Linked DNA regions of Homo sapiens: region 1 is linked to region 2. Evidence: read pairs that join two places in POLR2A ChIA-PET (ENCODE). Cell type or tissue: PC-9. All regions are shown on one strand.

Region 1 (8,000 bases), 200 kb after region 2:
GTAAACATTATGGGCCACATACAGTTGGCCATCCCTCTGCAAATAGTACACTATACCAGGATAATTTAGGCTGTTACATCTCAGGCTGATTTCTAAAGAGTAATATAAAGTTGGAAATAATATGCTAAAAATAATTTAGTACCATTTGTTAAGTCCCATTTAACTAATGAAAAGGAAAAACTATATTAAGCAAAATAGCACTTTCTTAATAATTCTCGGTAGCTTGTAATATTTTAAGTTTAAAAGGGCAACAGAGAAATGCTTCTTCCACTAAACACTGAGCAAACATTAACTTTCTTCTTTGAAAAGAAAAACAACATAGAATTAATCACAGCATAAAATCACAGACTAGTCAGATCATGTTATCATTGTTCTTCAGATTCCTGGTTTCCAAAGAATGGATATTTGATTTTCTGCAGAGTTCAATCAGGGAAAACAATACTACTTTTAGTTCACCCAGGAATTATACAGAAAAAAAGGCATCACTAGATGTACCATTAGAAAATGAAATTAGTGGTTACTGAACTAATCTTTAGGATAAAGAAGATGTTCCTTAACAGACATTCCCCAAATATATCAGCAATACTGTTATTCATGATCTGTCATCACATGAAAAAGTTCATTTTGGAAAAAAAAAAAAAAAAAATTGTAGACATGGAGTCTTGGCATGTTGCCCAGGCTGGTCTTGAACTCCAGGCCTCAAGCAATCCTCCAAACTTGGCCTCCCAAAGCGCTGGGATTATAGACATGAGCCACCACGCCTGACCAAAGTTTTCATTTTTAATCACGTTTCTCCCATTCTTGGAAGAAAGACCCTAGAATGGGCTTTTCTCTTACTCTCCATTGTCACCCAGTCTAACACCATGCTTGAGGGAGGGTTCCTAAATTAGAGAACATGGAGAAAACAAAGAGAACGCACAGAAGGGAAATAAAATTAATAAGGAGATAGCTATCACCAAAGTTCCATTCTCCCCTACAAGCAGACACAGTATCTCATACCACATTCTCCCCATTTAGAACAGAAGGAATATGCAGTTTGATAACCCCAAATATATTAATTAGATTTTAATAAATGGTACCTGAATACTGTCATAAAATGATTTCAAAAAACTTGTAATACATTTGCTATAACTGATTCAAACAATTTAAGAACTAGTAGGAGTTTAGTGATCTACCACACGACTTTACTGAATTAGGAACTAGAGACTAAGGGATTAAGTGCTACACAGAACAGAGCTAAAACTGGAACCCAAACTTGAAAGTCTTGGGTCTACAACTTTAAGAGATCTTAAAACTATTTTATGATCAAAAAGAATTACTCAAATCAGTATACAGGTAATAAATACAAGAGAGTTCGAACTGATTGGAAACCAAAGGAAAGGGATTTGTTTTACTTAGAAATCTAATGGTGTTTAAATTAATATTTAAATTAATTTAGAATCATTTTTCTTGTCTAGACATGCTTCTTATCTGTAGAATGCTTTTATAGCCTCACAAATGTACACTCTACTGATATGAGATAAGAAAGTTTCCAAATCTCAAACGTTTCCTTTGCCTATACTTTGCAGTGTAAATAGCGCTTACCGTGGCGAGAGACTTCCTCGGGGTGAGCTTCCTCTGCCAACTAGGTTGCGGCTATTGTCTCCAAGATCTTGATCTGTAGTGTAAATATTTCAGAGCTGATAAAGTGACTCTCACTAGATAAGAGGTTTTAAACTCTTGCCCTGATTTTTCCTAAAACATACATTAAACCTTTACCACTATCTTTGCAGTTCCCACGAAAATAGAAGATCTAGCATGTTGCTAGTTCAGAATTGCTGAACTGTGGCATGTAAGGCGTTGTCCCTACACGTTTTTGTGGGTGTAGAAGGCCATGGATTATGTTCTGTTCTTTCATTCCTTTCAATTTTACAGCACAGAAGCGTGGTTTGCATTTGCTGTACCCTCCCCTCAGCCACTTTTAATTTCTACGGTTAAAGTAATGAATCACAGCTGTGGACAGCTAATCTGTATGCTTATCACAGCAAATCCGTATGCTTTGTATTTTTTAACACTTTGCATCCCAAGACAAGCCATAAAACACATTTACATAGAGCTGCACACCAAGACTAAAATTATGGTGTTAGACACTAGAGCCTTACACCAAGAATAAAATTACATAAAACACTAAATTTCCAAATTGACAAAAACAAGTAGGAATACAGAATCCTGAATTTTAAAGAAAAAAATTAACTTTTCAAAATATTCCTTAGGTAATATCATATATCTCTGCTTGGAAAGTAACTTGTATTTCCCCTGCAGTTAGTTCCTTATAAAAATCACCTTATCTGGCCTCTTTCAAGGTTGTCCTCCCCTTATTCTGAGTCAGGTAACCTCTGACCCTTAAACGGTAAAGACAGACTGATCCATTCTTGGTGAACTGCTAAATCCATTCCCTTCCCCCAAACAGGCATGACTACTTGGACATGTCAACCAATCCTTAAGGATGCAATGAAACAAAGCAAATCCAGTGGCTCATTAAGACAGTACAAGAGACAAATGCGACAAAACGTCAACTGGTGAACATTCACAGGATTACTAAACACTGCAGAAATTCTCTAACAGGATTTTTTTAACCAAGTTTGTGTAATACAATTTCATGAATTATGCAAATAAAGGTTTAGGCTATTCACAGAAAAGCCCAGTGTTATGTTACTTTCATTGCATAGAACTGAGAACTGAACACATCAATCACAAAAGTCACAGGAGACACTGCTGCATTCCTGCTTGCTGATGGCTCTGTTGAAACATTTCCATTTCAGACAATAAAAAAAAAAAAAAAAAAAAAAAAAGGACATTGCTATTTTGCAGCACAGCATACTATTTACTTCCAACTGTGATTCTTTTTTATTGTAAATTGACAGTTTGTAATTATATAAATTTGGAGTACAAATTGATGTTATGATATATGAATGTAATGTGGAATAATAAAATCAAGCTAGTTAACATAACCAGCACCTGAAATATTTAACATTTTCCAACTGTGAATATTTTTTTAAAGTACAAATCCTCTACTAACCACATCCCTGCATGTTTTCAAATAAAATGAACCAAAAGGGGAAAAAAATTAAAGTAGGTGAGAGTAGGGTTTTAGAGTTAGTAATTCTTGAAAACTTACCTGTTTGATTGTTTTCAGACTGAGCTATAAGAGCTGCCATTGATGAATTTGATCTATTGCCATACATATGAGATGGTGCCTGACTGAGAGAAGATCCAGATAGAGTATTTGCCTAAATGGAAAAAATTACAATGATAAATGAATTATATGTGAAAATATATTAAAAGTTTTCCCTTCTAATAGATCTAGTAATTATATTCTCCAACCTAAGAATATAAGCAAAATTTGTGACCTTCTGAAAAGCAAATTTCGTTCTTACTTGTTTTACCATTCAACATGTCAATTTTTTAAAAGTTACATAACTAGGCCGGGCGCGGTGGCTCACGCCTGTAATCCCAGCACTTTGGGAGGCTGACGTGGGCAGATCACGAGATCAGGAGATCGAGACCATCCTGGGTAACATGGTGAAACCCCCGTCTCTACTAAAAATACAAAAAATTAGCCGTGCATGGTGGCGGGCGCCTGTAGTCCCAGCTACTCGGGAGGCTGAGGCAGGAGAATGGCGTGAACCCAGGAGGTGGAGCTTGCAGTGAGAGGAGATCACGCCACTGCACTCCAGCCTGGGCGACAGAGCGAGACTCCGTCTCAAAAAAAAAAAAAAAAGTTACGTAACTACAATTTTTTTTTTTTTTTTTTTGAGAAAGAGTTTCACTCTTACCCAGGCTGGAGTGCAATGGCGCGTTCTCGGCTCACTGCAACCTCCGCCTCTAGGGTTCAAGCAATTCTGCCTCAGACTTCCCAGTGGCTGGGATTACAGGAGGCGCCCGCCACCACGCCCAGCTAAATTTTTTGTATTTTTAGTACAGACGGAGTTTCACCATGTTGGCCAGGTTAGTCTCAAACTCCTGACCTCAGGTGATCCACCCGCCTCGGCCTCCCAAAGAGCTGGGATTATAGGCGTGAGCCACCGCGCCTGGCCATAACTACAAATTTTTAAAAAAGAAGAACTGGCACGTTGGAAGGTAACTATTCCTGCTTTTAATTTTCAACATATCTAGCTGATACCAAACCCCAGTGGCACAGCAACCATGTGGACATGAGACTAATTAATCTTATTAAGCCATCTGAAACATAAAAGCAGGAAGACAACAGGTATCTAACCAAATGCTTCAATCTCTCATATCACAAGCTGGCTAAGGAGGTCAAAAGTCCAACTTTTACTTCTAGTATTTTAGCTACAGGGAGCTGTATTTCCATTGCTTAACTCTGTCATTAGTAAAACCTGCACACTATTTTGTTACTTCCTATTTTGATAGACTTGGAAGCCTGCTGCTTTTTCTGTTTTGTTTTGTTTTTATTTTAAAAGAAAGCAAACAGGCATCCCAAGTATGTTTTCTATACAATGCAGGACTCAACGAATCACAGCTTTGCCCTGACCCCATATAAGGCACTGTCTTTTTGGCAGCAAGCCAGCTCTACTAACTGAAGAGCTCGTCCAAAGTTTGTAATTCATTCATGTTGCTAACCACAATTCTGAAGGCCTCACTGGGACCTGTGCCAAACAAGCGAAAATGAACCCTTAAACAGATGAAGCTAAGGAGGCTGGCCAAAGTATTGCGTAATCCACTGTAATAAAAATGCTTTCTTTGATGTGCATGCTCTCTCCCACTTTCCAAGAATATTATGACCTTAAAATTTGACATTTTGGAGGCAAATCTCTTGTATACAAAATGCTGTTACTCACAGAAGACTCTCAGTGGCCTGAAATAATTCTCAGATTTAACAGAACCACAAATGTTAAAGTAGAATTGTTCTTCTTTTTCATGAATGAAATCAAACTGAAGCTTTTATAAACTAAAATCATTGCAGTTATTTCAGAACAAAACTCTTGAAAATATCGGCAAAGAACTAAAGCACTTCTATCGTAAAGAAGCTGAATAACAAGAACAAAAGATGGGGGACATTTGGATATGTATAACTGCACACAAGAGACTAAGACAACACAGTAGTTGTAAGCAAAATAACACAGAGAAGAAGCTGTATTTCTGGACAGACTCACATCATGACATTGCATCTTGGCCTTCAGCCCACTTACAAAGCATGAAAATGTGCGTTTATGGTTCACGGAAACAGTTTCTGGGATGTACCATCCTTGCTTTCTATTATCTCAAAGCGTGTATTTTATAGTTCACACTTTAATGTGTAAATTAAATCTGTCAATTTCTGGGTTTTGTTTTTCCTCTTATTAAAAATATGCAGACAAAGTCAGTAAGTTGGTACTCTTCAGTCCTGTTTAACAATCAACTGTCCCTCGGGAAAAGGTAAGTTATAACTTCAACATGAAGATCGTGCTGTTCACTTACCATGTATTTAGTAGTAGAGGGCACATAAAACACACAATTCATAAACAGAGATACAGTTAAGATTTTTTTCTCTCTCCAGAAGTCAATTCTTTGGGAATCTTAGCTATTAATAAAACAATATAGAATAAGAAAAATACAAACAATTCAACAGAAAAAACAGATATTACCAGTCCCATCTGTTGACGTCTCAGATCCTAATACTTAAAAATAGCTTTTGTAGAGCCAATTTACTCTTACTGTAGATACAATTCTAAAAAAGATCCACTACACATTTAATAGATTAGAAATGGAAAATTAATTAGAAGGAGGAAGAAACAGTCTTATCTCGAGACAGTCTGTTGACACCAAGAAGTAACAGCTGACCACAGGACAGGGCAGAGAAAAATAGGACCAACAGAGAAAACACAGTACAGAATGCGGATACGGTGGTCCTCCAAGAAGACACTGAGGATAGCATTCTCATTTTAGTTTATTATTAACTTTATAAAGTGTACTTCTAGATGCCTTAGCACTTCCAAAGCAAGGAAACACTCCCAGCCTTTTGACTCTCGTTCATGCAGTCATCTATGTGACATATCAATATATCACTTGGAATACCTTTTTGCTTTCAATTATCAGTCTCATCACTTGCCTTAGATAAGAATCCAAAGATCCAACTCTCACTAGAACTAGAAATATACTCTTTTTTAGGAAGGGTTCCTTCTGCCAAGGGCTTTATATTAATATTTATCCTTATTAGCTTCAAATTTCAGAGGGGTGGCATTTTCTTGATCTAGTCTCTGAATTATCTTAGTTTCCCTATCTATTAGATCTATATATACTAAAGATCAAAATAGAAAGGAGTATGGCACAACAACTAATTTGCATAATGATGATCATCAAAAAAAGATAAAGTATCTTTAGCGTATGCTAAAGAAGGAAAGTATCTATTTTTAAAAGATGGCTGGCAAAAGTTGATACAATAAATGAAAGTATTATTGGAAATGACCAATTTCCCAAACGGGTTAGCTAAAATTAATGTGGTAGTTGTTTTTCTAGTAAAGGCATTTATCTAAACAAGAGACTTTCAAAAGAGAAATTAAAAGTTATTAATTTTACCAGATAGAGTCATTTTGGTGTATAAAAACATCTACTACATTCCATATTAATTTCTGCTGGGAAACTGAAATCATGAACGTCATCATTTTAAGGTTGGTAAGATGAGATACCAAAGACTACACAAATGACTGTCACTGCTTAGCCTACATTTCTTAACTGATGTTTGGAACAGTTAATACTGGGACCCTTGATGAGTCTTTCGGAAAGACTGGGTACCTCCAAGCCAAGAAACCCCCACCTTTTAGTGGAAAGATCCCACAGCTTATTAGCACTGAAGATGCAGAAGAGGAAGACGGCTTACTGAAGAGAGCACACACAGTGTCTGGCGTTTCATAGACTCAAAAACCTTTGCTGCCATTAATAAGCAAAAGCATTAAGATTCAGGGGAAAGGAAGAAAGTCCATGTTAACCCAAAGAAATAAGGGTTATGAAGCATCAAGGGCATGAAAGCTTTTGTATTAAAAAAAACTGGAATAAGAAATAAAGGAAACATTAACATACACATACTTCTCTACAGCATACTTTGGAAACGGATTTTGAAAAGTGCATTGAAAGCAAATTACTAATATACCAGAAGACTGTTTCAGAAGATCTGGTACAAAGACTAGAAATTCTTTTTGGAAAAGAAGTACCTATTATATGACATTTCAATCTTAACCTGCCCAGGTAAGGAGAACGGCTATTGTGAATAGACACTCTCCTTGGATCTGCTGGTACTGTAAGAATATAAGTTAACACTAGGGGAGGCTGAGTGAAGGATATCCATGATATATCTAACTCTCTGTACTGTCCTTGTAACTTTTCTATATATCGAAAATTATTTCAAATTAAGAAAACTGCCATAACAAACTTAAGTTTATATATATATTTGAAAGATTCCTCTTTATGTAAGGATAATATATATAAGAATATATAGGATTATATATACATATATGGATGTATACATCCTTCATATAATATCTTAAAGAGGAATCCTTCCCCTTTCCCAAGACCAATAACTGATAAAAATCACTTCTGCTCAAGATGTTATCTAACATTTATTGTAACACTCTAGTAAAAACCTCATTAAGAGAAGTGTAATTATTTTACAAGATAGACTGAAAGACCAGTAGATTAAGAATAAATTGAATAATTATTGAACTAAGCTTAAGTCACTTTTAAACAATATATGTTCAGGTGTCTGAGTTAAAGAATATCCTTAGCAAATTTAGAATAACTTAATATATTAAACGTCTGCAAGTCTCTACCAAGGCAGTATTCAAACTCAAAACAAATAAAAGAAACTTAGTATTTCCTAAGTAGACTGGCATACCATATTAAAATATTAAGATAAAAATATATTTCAGCTTATAATTTCTCCTGTTATTAAGAGTTTACCTCTTATATTTTCAAATATCTGCCTATGACCACAGAGATGTTTTAAAAGAGCTTGTTTATAAAGT
Region 2 (8,000 bases):
ATGTCTTTGTAGATAAGAAAATCTTCATGTTTTTCACCGTATCTACTTGAGGTAGAATTTATTGGCAAAATAACTCAACTGGATAGATTCTCAAGAGGAAAATAGTCAGGCAATATTTGTGTATAAGAAACAGAGCCCTGTTCCTTAGAAGAGAGCTGTCTGTATCTGTAGCTGGGTGAAAAACAACATGACATTGGTGAACTGTGTATCCTAAGGTGTAATAATCTGGGGGACCAGGAGGATGAGCCAAGAGGGTGGGAGATAAGGCTAAAAAAATTGGAAAACACCAGTGACAAAGGCACCTGGTAGCTGCTCAAGGGTTTAGAGTAGGAGAGCCGTCTGACCACATTTACATTTGGGGTACATATGGTGGCAGAAAAATGGAGGATTGGGGGATCAGAATGGTAAGACTGGAAGCAGGGAAATGCCTTAGGTTACTATTAGTTGTTTTTATTTTTAAGTAAGAAATGTTCTGTAGTGAACATGTATTAATTTTGTAATAGAAAATACATAGCTATTATTTTGTATGAAATATACTTGTGGAATGGTTTATTATATAGTCCCAATTTAAAAAAATCTACAATTAAAATCCCAATTAGAGATTGGTTATTCATTTGACACTTGATGTCTTTGCTCAACAATAGGATTCATCACAGATTTTCATTAAATAATCATTTATTTCTACCACATTATCTGTAGTCTATGTAGGGAACATGTCAATTTTATTAAGCAAAGTAGAATGAAAATTACAACCATGTTACCTGCAGTACTTTAGTTAATTTTTATAGCTCCTCAGCCTTCCACAAGTCACAAAAATACTCACACCCTGGGTAACATACTAGTCTGGAGCAACAAGCCCCAGAAAACTGATAATAAAAATAATGGTTTATAAAGACAAGCCTGACAGACTAATTATAGCCTCACTTTGTCTCTCTCCAACTCTATTTAAAAACTATTGATAATATTTAGTCCCAGGTATATAGATTTTTTGTGTTGGTTTGGTTTGGTGTTTTCATCATTTGAACTTCTTAATAGTTTTTGGAATTAATTAGACAGTCAGCTATCAAATGAGAGACATTTAGTAAGCAAGTTTACTATCATTTTGCCCAATATTAATATGTTATTTTAATACACTTTAAGTTTAATACAGATCAAGTTTTAAACCCCAGCCAGGCGCGGTGGCTCACACCTGTAATCCTACACTTTGGGAGGCCGAGGCTGTTGGATCACTTGAGGTCAGGAGTTCGAGACCAGCCTGGCCAACCTGGGGAAACCCCATTTCTACTAAAAATACAAAAATTAGCTGGGTGTGGTGGCGCATGCCTATAATTCCAGCTCCTCTGGAGGCTGAGGCACAAGAATCTCTTGGACCCAGGAGGTGGAGGTTGCAGTGAGCTGAGATTGTGCCGCCGCACTCCAGCCTGGGTGGTAGAATCAGACTGTCTCAAAAAAAGTTTTAAACCCTACTTGACAGTGTATTCTTTGTTATTATTATGCATTTTATACTGGCCATGTAAAAATGATGTTGTCTGATTTTACCTGTGCACACAGGATTATATAAAATGTAATTTTAATATCCACTTAATCTAAGTACTGAACCACGGTAACCTTTTAAATATATTTAAACTATACAAGTAATACATAAATATTGGGCAAATTTATTTGTATGAACCAGACTGAGGAGGCTGGCCAACATTGAAAATACCCTTTAAAGTACTAAGTAAATAAGTATAGTATATTTAACTCTTTCTAATGATAATAATTTTTGATAAATGCTAATTTAACTCCCTTCAGATAGGCATGCTTTTTGACATGTGAAAGTGAGATTCCATAGGTTGTTGCTGAGATGATAAACTCAATATAAATAATAGAGAAACCATATGGTTAGCCCGGGATTCAGAAATTGGCTTTAACATTTGCCAGTAAATAAAGAGTTTCTTTGAAGGCACACCGATGTATTAATTTTTAATTTGTTTCTTTTTGATCTCTTAATTACTGAAAAAGATTTATTGGTTAATTTTAGGAAGGCAAGTGTTTGAAAAGTTTCGCCAAATACTGTCTTCTTTAAATGACTGTATGGTAATGAAAAGTTAAGAGGAGAGCCAAATTAGATTGAATAATTGTTCAGTCATGTGGGTCAGGCTTGTTGCATAGCCTGGTTGTTAAGACTGATTGCTCAAATTACATTGCCTGGGGTCCTGCACTTGGTTGGCTGTCTTCTCAGATCTTAACAAGGTTCTGGGAATTTCTTTTTCTGACAAAGTTTGCTTTGTATTTTCCCCTCCCCCTACCACCTCCAGGATGCATCATCTGCAGACATCAGAAAAGCATATCGTAAGCTTTCACTAACTTTACATCCAGACAAGAATAAAGATGAAAATGCAGAAACTCAGTTTAGACAAGTAAGTGAAATATGCTATTATATATATATTTTGTGACAAATGTATTAACATGTCGATGGTAGAAATATTCACTTATATATGGAATATTTTCATTTGAAAATGAGGTAGTAGTTTAAAATATAGTGTATATTTTTTTTCAAGTTTCTACAAAATGCATTTTTACTATTTTGTATTAGCATCTCTAAATTCTTGGAGGGTCATAATTGTCATAATTTTCTTGTCTAAATTACAGCTTTTGCTTCTAAATGCACATTTTAAGATAAGTATTACTTTTGTAACTGTCACAAAGATTTATTTTGATATCAAGCATTTTTAATCTCTTAAGGTACTACCAAAACATAGTGTTACTTATAAAGGAGATTTCATCTGTTTATTGTATATATAGGCACATAGGATTTTCTGCATGTGTATTGTAGTGCCTTCACCCTCCTATGTGATTTCTTATAGTTGAGAGTATTTTTATTTTAAAGTAATGCTTTTATTTTAGTTGGTGGCCATTTATGAAGTTTTAAAGGATGATGAACGAAGGCAGAGGTGAGTGTTCATTTCTGCTTTTGAATTAAGATGTTATAGTTTCATGCTACAGTTTATAAAGAATTAAGTCTTCTTAAACATTTTATTATTATGTTAGCATTTTATTTTTGTTCCTTCCGAGAAATGCAGTGTTTTAAAAATGTGTGTTTGAAGCAGAGTTAATTTTATTGAAAGTATTCACTAGATTGATTTGATACATACAAGCTTCAGGATTTTGAGTCATAATGTTAGCAAGTCCGGGCTTCCTTAATACGACTTTTAACATGAGTGTTTATGCCCTGGGAGATACAAATACTGCCTGAATTCAAATAAATGTCCATTCCTTCCCATATGTCAGTAATAGCTCCTATCTGTGCCTGATGCTTGGTGCTTTTCCCCCCCATTCCTTAAATGTTTGAATTAGACTGTAGTGATAGTCAAGTTAGTACTCTTTCTTGATATTTCCTCACTCTCAGAATAACCCAGTTATATAAGCTTCTGTAAGCCTGTAGAAGAAAGAAAACTTTGCCTCTTGCATCTATTTCTTTTGCCTCCTTCCCTTCCTTTACTCTGCTCCGGCAATTCTGCATTCAGGGTTAAACTTCAGAGTGGAGGTAGCCCCTCACTCTAAGACTTCTCTGTGCCCCTTTCAGAAGACTGGCAATATATTTATGTAGTAGTTTATAATGCCAGTGACTTAAGAGGAGATTACACAGAGGCCCCTTTCCTCTACTCCTACAGAATGTATGGAATGTAGACATCATTTCAGCAGCCTTCTAAGTTTTTTAAGTCAGACCACAACACATACGCACACACACACACATAACTAAAACAATAGTTTCACAAGATATTTCTTATTGCATGTTAAACACATTATTTTCTATTCTAGGCTAGACTAGTCTTTTGGTGTTTTTTATTTATTTATTTTTTAAAAATGTTGGTTGTGGTTCACTAAATTCATTTCATGAGACACTAGTGGACCACAATCCAAAATTTGAAAATGTTCTACGATACAAGAGTACCTGTAAAAAACAAAACAAAACAACACCTGGCTATTTGACATTTAGGCAAAAGCCAGCCTAAATATCTGTGTCCTTCACTAGGGGGGTAATACATCTCCAGACAACCCTATAAATTGTGCTATGTTACATTCTGAATCTTTCCTCAAATGTATTATCTGGAATTAGTCTGTATCCTAAAATGTTAGCTACCATTCTTGATTCTCATCTTAACCGTTTAATTTGAATACCTCTGCTTGTCAGATTGCAAAGCACAGGGATTCAAGATCTTCTCTTAAAGTGTTCTTCACTTTATAACAAGGGCTGGCATTGGTCCAGATACCATAGCAGACATTCCTCTGGTTTGAGATAATCCATAGTGTTGAAAGAGTCCAAGAAGCGTGTTGAAAGAAGTTTTGGTCATTCTGTGCATATTTTCTAGTTGGTTTCTCTGTGAGCCCTAGTTTTGTTTCACACATCAAGAATGTGCCTGTAAAGGTAGCTTTATTTAGTTTTCTAATATTTTTGGCTTGAGGTTTTTTTCTTTTTGTTTGTTATCTTAAAAGTCAATAAACTTTGTAATTTCTTTCAGTTACCAAAATTATTTCTATCTTTTCAAAACAAATCACTTCTCATATATAAATTGTTTCTTCATTAACATGGAATCATCTATTAATAAATAACATCATCTCTTCAGGATTAGTTCTCTCATTTATTTTAGACAGTTGATAGAAAAAATGAATGTGACAGTTACACAAACAGCTGTAGTATTTATACCCCTTGAGGCACAAGTAACTCTTTGGTAACTGGTTTTCCTTGAGGCAAAAGTCTTAACTAATGAAGCTAAGAATCACTCCTCTAAAGCTTGTGCCTGAGGCCAGGTGACCTATGAGTATTTAAACATACAGGAGACAGACATCTCTGCAGACAATTACTTAATGTTTATAATTCCTTTAGGAAAAAAAAGAGCACAGTCAGCATTATCTTCTAAAAGAAGATTATCTACATATTGATATGAAAAAATGCATTTTGGTATCACAGTTATTTACTATAAATATTCATTAAATAATACTTTTAAATGTGTAACCTTCCAGGAATTGGTAATTTGGGAAATTGTCATAGACATGTTTCCTATTTATTTCCCTTTTATATAATTGTGTTTTCTCTGAAATCAGATGCATTATTTGAATTTTGCTGGAAAAGGGAATAGCAGTTAAATTGATAAATTAACAAACCAAATAACTTTTAGTTAAAAAAAAAAAAAAAAAGGAAAGGCTGGCTGGGTACAGTGGCTCACATCTGTAATCCTAGCACTTTGGGAGGCTGAGGAGGGCAGATCCCTTGAACTCAGGAGTTGGAAACCAGCTTAGGCAACATGACAAAACCTCGTCTCTGCAAAAAATACAAAAGTTAGCCTGGCGTGGTGGCACATGCCTATAGTCCCAGCTACTCAGGAGGCTGAGGTGGGAGGATTGCTTGAACCCCGGAGGCGGAAGTTGCGCACTGTGCTTAGCCTGGGCGACACAGCAAGACCCTGTCTCAAAAGAAAAAGCCAGTTTTGTTTGATTTTTTAACATCCTTATTTGGGTATAATTTGCATACAATAAAAGTCACCTGTTTTAAGTGTACAGTTAAGTGCTTTTTAGTAAATTTACAGGCTTGTGCAAACCATCATCACAGTCCAGTTTTAGAACATTTACATCATTTCAAAAAAGCTTTAGCCCATTTGCCGTAGTTCCTCACCCTGATCTCCAGCTCCAGGCAATTACTGATCGATTTAGTGTATTTATAAATTTGTCCTTTCTGGACAGTTCGTATAAATGGAATCATGCAATACGTAGTTTTTTGTATCTGGCTTCTATTAACATAAGGTTTTTGAGATTCATCCATATTGTAGCATATACCAGTAGTTCATTCTTTTCTATTGCTGAACAGTATTCCATTGTATGGATATACCACTTACGTTTATCTATTCACCAGTTGATGGACATGTGGGTTGTTTGCAGTTTGGGGCTGTGATGAGCAAGGCTTCTATGAACATTCACATAAATCTTCAGATGGACATATGTTTTCATTTCTCTTGGGTAGATTCCTAGGAGTGCAATTGTGAATAAACGTTTAAGCCTTTTTCTCCCCCAAGAACATATATAGCATGAAAATACAGTCATGTACTGCATAATGGCATTTGACTCAATGGGGGACCACATACACAATGCTGGCTGGGCGCAGTGGCTCACACCTGTAATCCCAACGCTTTGGGAGGCTGAGGTGGGAGGATCGCTTGAGCCCAGGAGTTTGAGACCAGCCCTGGCAACATAGCTAGACCCTATCTCTACAAAAAATAAAAAAATTACCAGGGTGTAGTGTTGCATGCCTGTAGTCCCAACTACTTGGGTGGCTGAGATGGGAGGATTGCTTGAGCTACTTGTGATGCTGAGATGGGAGGATTGCAAGGCTGCAGTGAGCCATGATCGTGCCATTGTACTCCAGCCTGAGTGAGAGAGTGAGACCCCATCTCTAAAACAACAACAACAGCAACAAAAATACCCAGTGCTAGTCCCATAAGATTATAATATGGTATTTTTACTGTACCTTTTCTAAGTTTAGATAGACAAATACTTACCATTGTGTTATAATTGCCTACAGTGTTCAGTACAGCAACATGCTATACAGGTTTGTAGCCTGGAAGCAGTAGGCTACCATATAGCCTACATGTGTAGAAGCTATACAACATAGGTTTGTGTAAGTACACCATGATGTTCACACAGTGAGGAACTTGCCTAACAGTTTGCCTAATTATGCATTTTTCAGACCCAGTGACTGTCATTATTAAAGCATGCCTATAACAGGTTTTCCTGGTTATTGTAAGAAAACCTAGCTTAGCAGCCTTCTCTAAACTCTTTAGCTAACTTGTTTTGGGAAATAGTAGCCCAGCTATGTTCCAACAAATTTTTATGAGTGCCCTGAATGTTAGTTGAGGTAAAATACTGAGTACTAGTCATGACATTTATATACTAGATTGCGCTTTAGTAATATTAACATACCTACTTTTGTTCAAAATCTATTACGAATTTTTAACCAGTCTTCTTTTGCTAACCCAGTTGTGCAACTTTAAAATTTTTTGTCTGTTTCATGTTACTATATTTATAAAAGTTGAATGTGTTTTTTAGTTTACTAAATAACGTTTCATTTACAAATGCTGTTAAACGTATAGTTATTCAGCCTTAATATGTTAAACTTTTATAAATTTATTAACTAGTTATTGTAAATTTGATTACAGGTGTGTTAGAATCAAAATAACCATTAGTCTGAGAATAGGAAATTTATTTTGGCACCTTTCCTAAATAAAGTGCAGTGTACCACAATTTTTGGCATATATATATTTTTTTCAAAGAAGAATGACAGCAATTAATTTAGACATGTTTTCTGTTTATAATCTTTGTACAAGTAGTTTTTATTCAGTTTCAAAATGTGACCTAAGTGGAAATTATGTTATTATTGTTTTAAACTAAAAATTCAAGCTTTGTAATACAGAAGATTCATAATTAGGCACATGCTAGAATTATTTAAATATTCATTTTCATAATATACAGATTTTTAATTTTAGTTTCATAATTACTATTTTATATTTCAAAAAATTGTAACGTTTTAAATTTCTGTACATTTTTCTGCTGGTAACTTGAAAAAATTTTAGATTTGTTTTTCAGTGTTTGTATTAGCCTAAATATGTTTGATGAATTGCAGATTATAGTATAAAACTCACTAATGAGTATGTAACCATTATTTTATGTTCTTGATGTATATTTTAAGAAAATCAAGTGAAATAAACACACATTAGGCCATATGTTGGATATGTGGAATTGATTAATGTTTTCATTTCCAAGAAAATGCCATTATAATTTCCTATGATTTTTAGCATTAGTGATATTTTTTATCATAGAGATTTCTTTCTTTATATCTTACAACACATACATTTATACATTCTTAATCTGGCTTTAATAAATAGTTGAGAACAGTTTGTATGAATCCCAAATACAGAGCATTTTAACAGTGTTATATGTTTAAATATAGAAAAGCCTAATACAGT

Evidence for each region. ChIA-PET counts read pairs that join two places held together with the same protein. Peaks named below come from ENCODE experiments on the same cell type or tissue, not always from the same donor. Only the 100,000 strongest peaks of a DNase experiment are listed, where the experiment ranks them.
Region 1: POLR2A ChIA-PET joins it to region 2 with 11 read pairs; 2 of 35 experiments call an interaction of 5 or more read pairs at or near these places.

Annotation. Positions count from the first base shown.
Region 1 is chr10:21,721,513-21,729,512 of GRCh38, reverse strand. MLLT10 (MLLT10 histone lysine methyltransferase DOT1L cofactor) reads right to left here. Exons shown (of 23, transcript NM_001195626.3): 15 at 3,158-3,269; 16 at 1,585-1,657. LOC107984214 (a long non-coding RNA gene) reads left to right here. Exons shown (of 2, transcript XR_001747388.2): 2 at 2,450-2,990. Among named protein-coding and RNA genes, the nearest start is that of MLLT10, 190 kb to the right of the region's middle. RefSeq lists an enhancer at 2,490-2,991. In PC-9, no CTCF peak of the experiment used is centred here; a DNase peak (open chromatin) is centred at 4,622.
Region 2 is chr10:21,923,442-21,931,441 of GRCh38, reverse strand. DNAJC1 (DnaJ heat shock protein family (Hsp40) member C1) reads left to right here. Exons shown (of 12, transcript NM_022365.4): 2 at 2,301-2,402; 3 at 2,890-2,936. Among named protein-coding and RNA genes, the nearest start is that of DNAJC1, 76 kb to the left of the region's middle. In PC-9, no CTCF peak of the experiment used is centred here; DNase peaks (open chromatin) are centred at 3,671, 4,281 and 4,751; H3K27ac peaks cover 1,142 bases.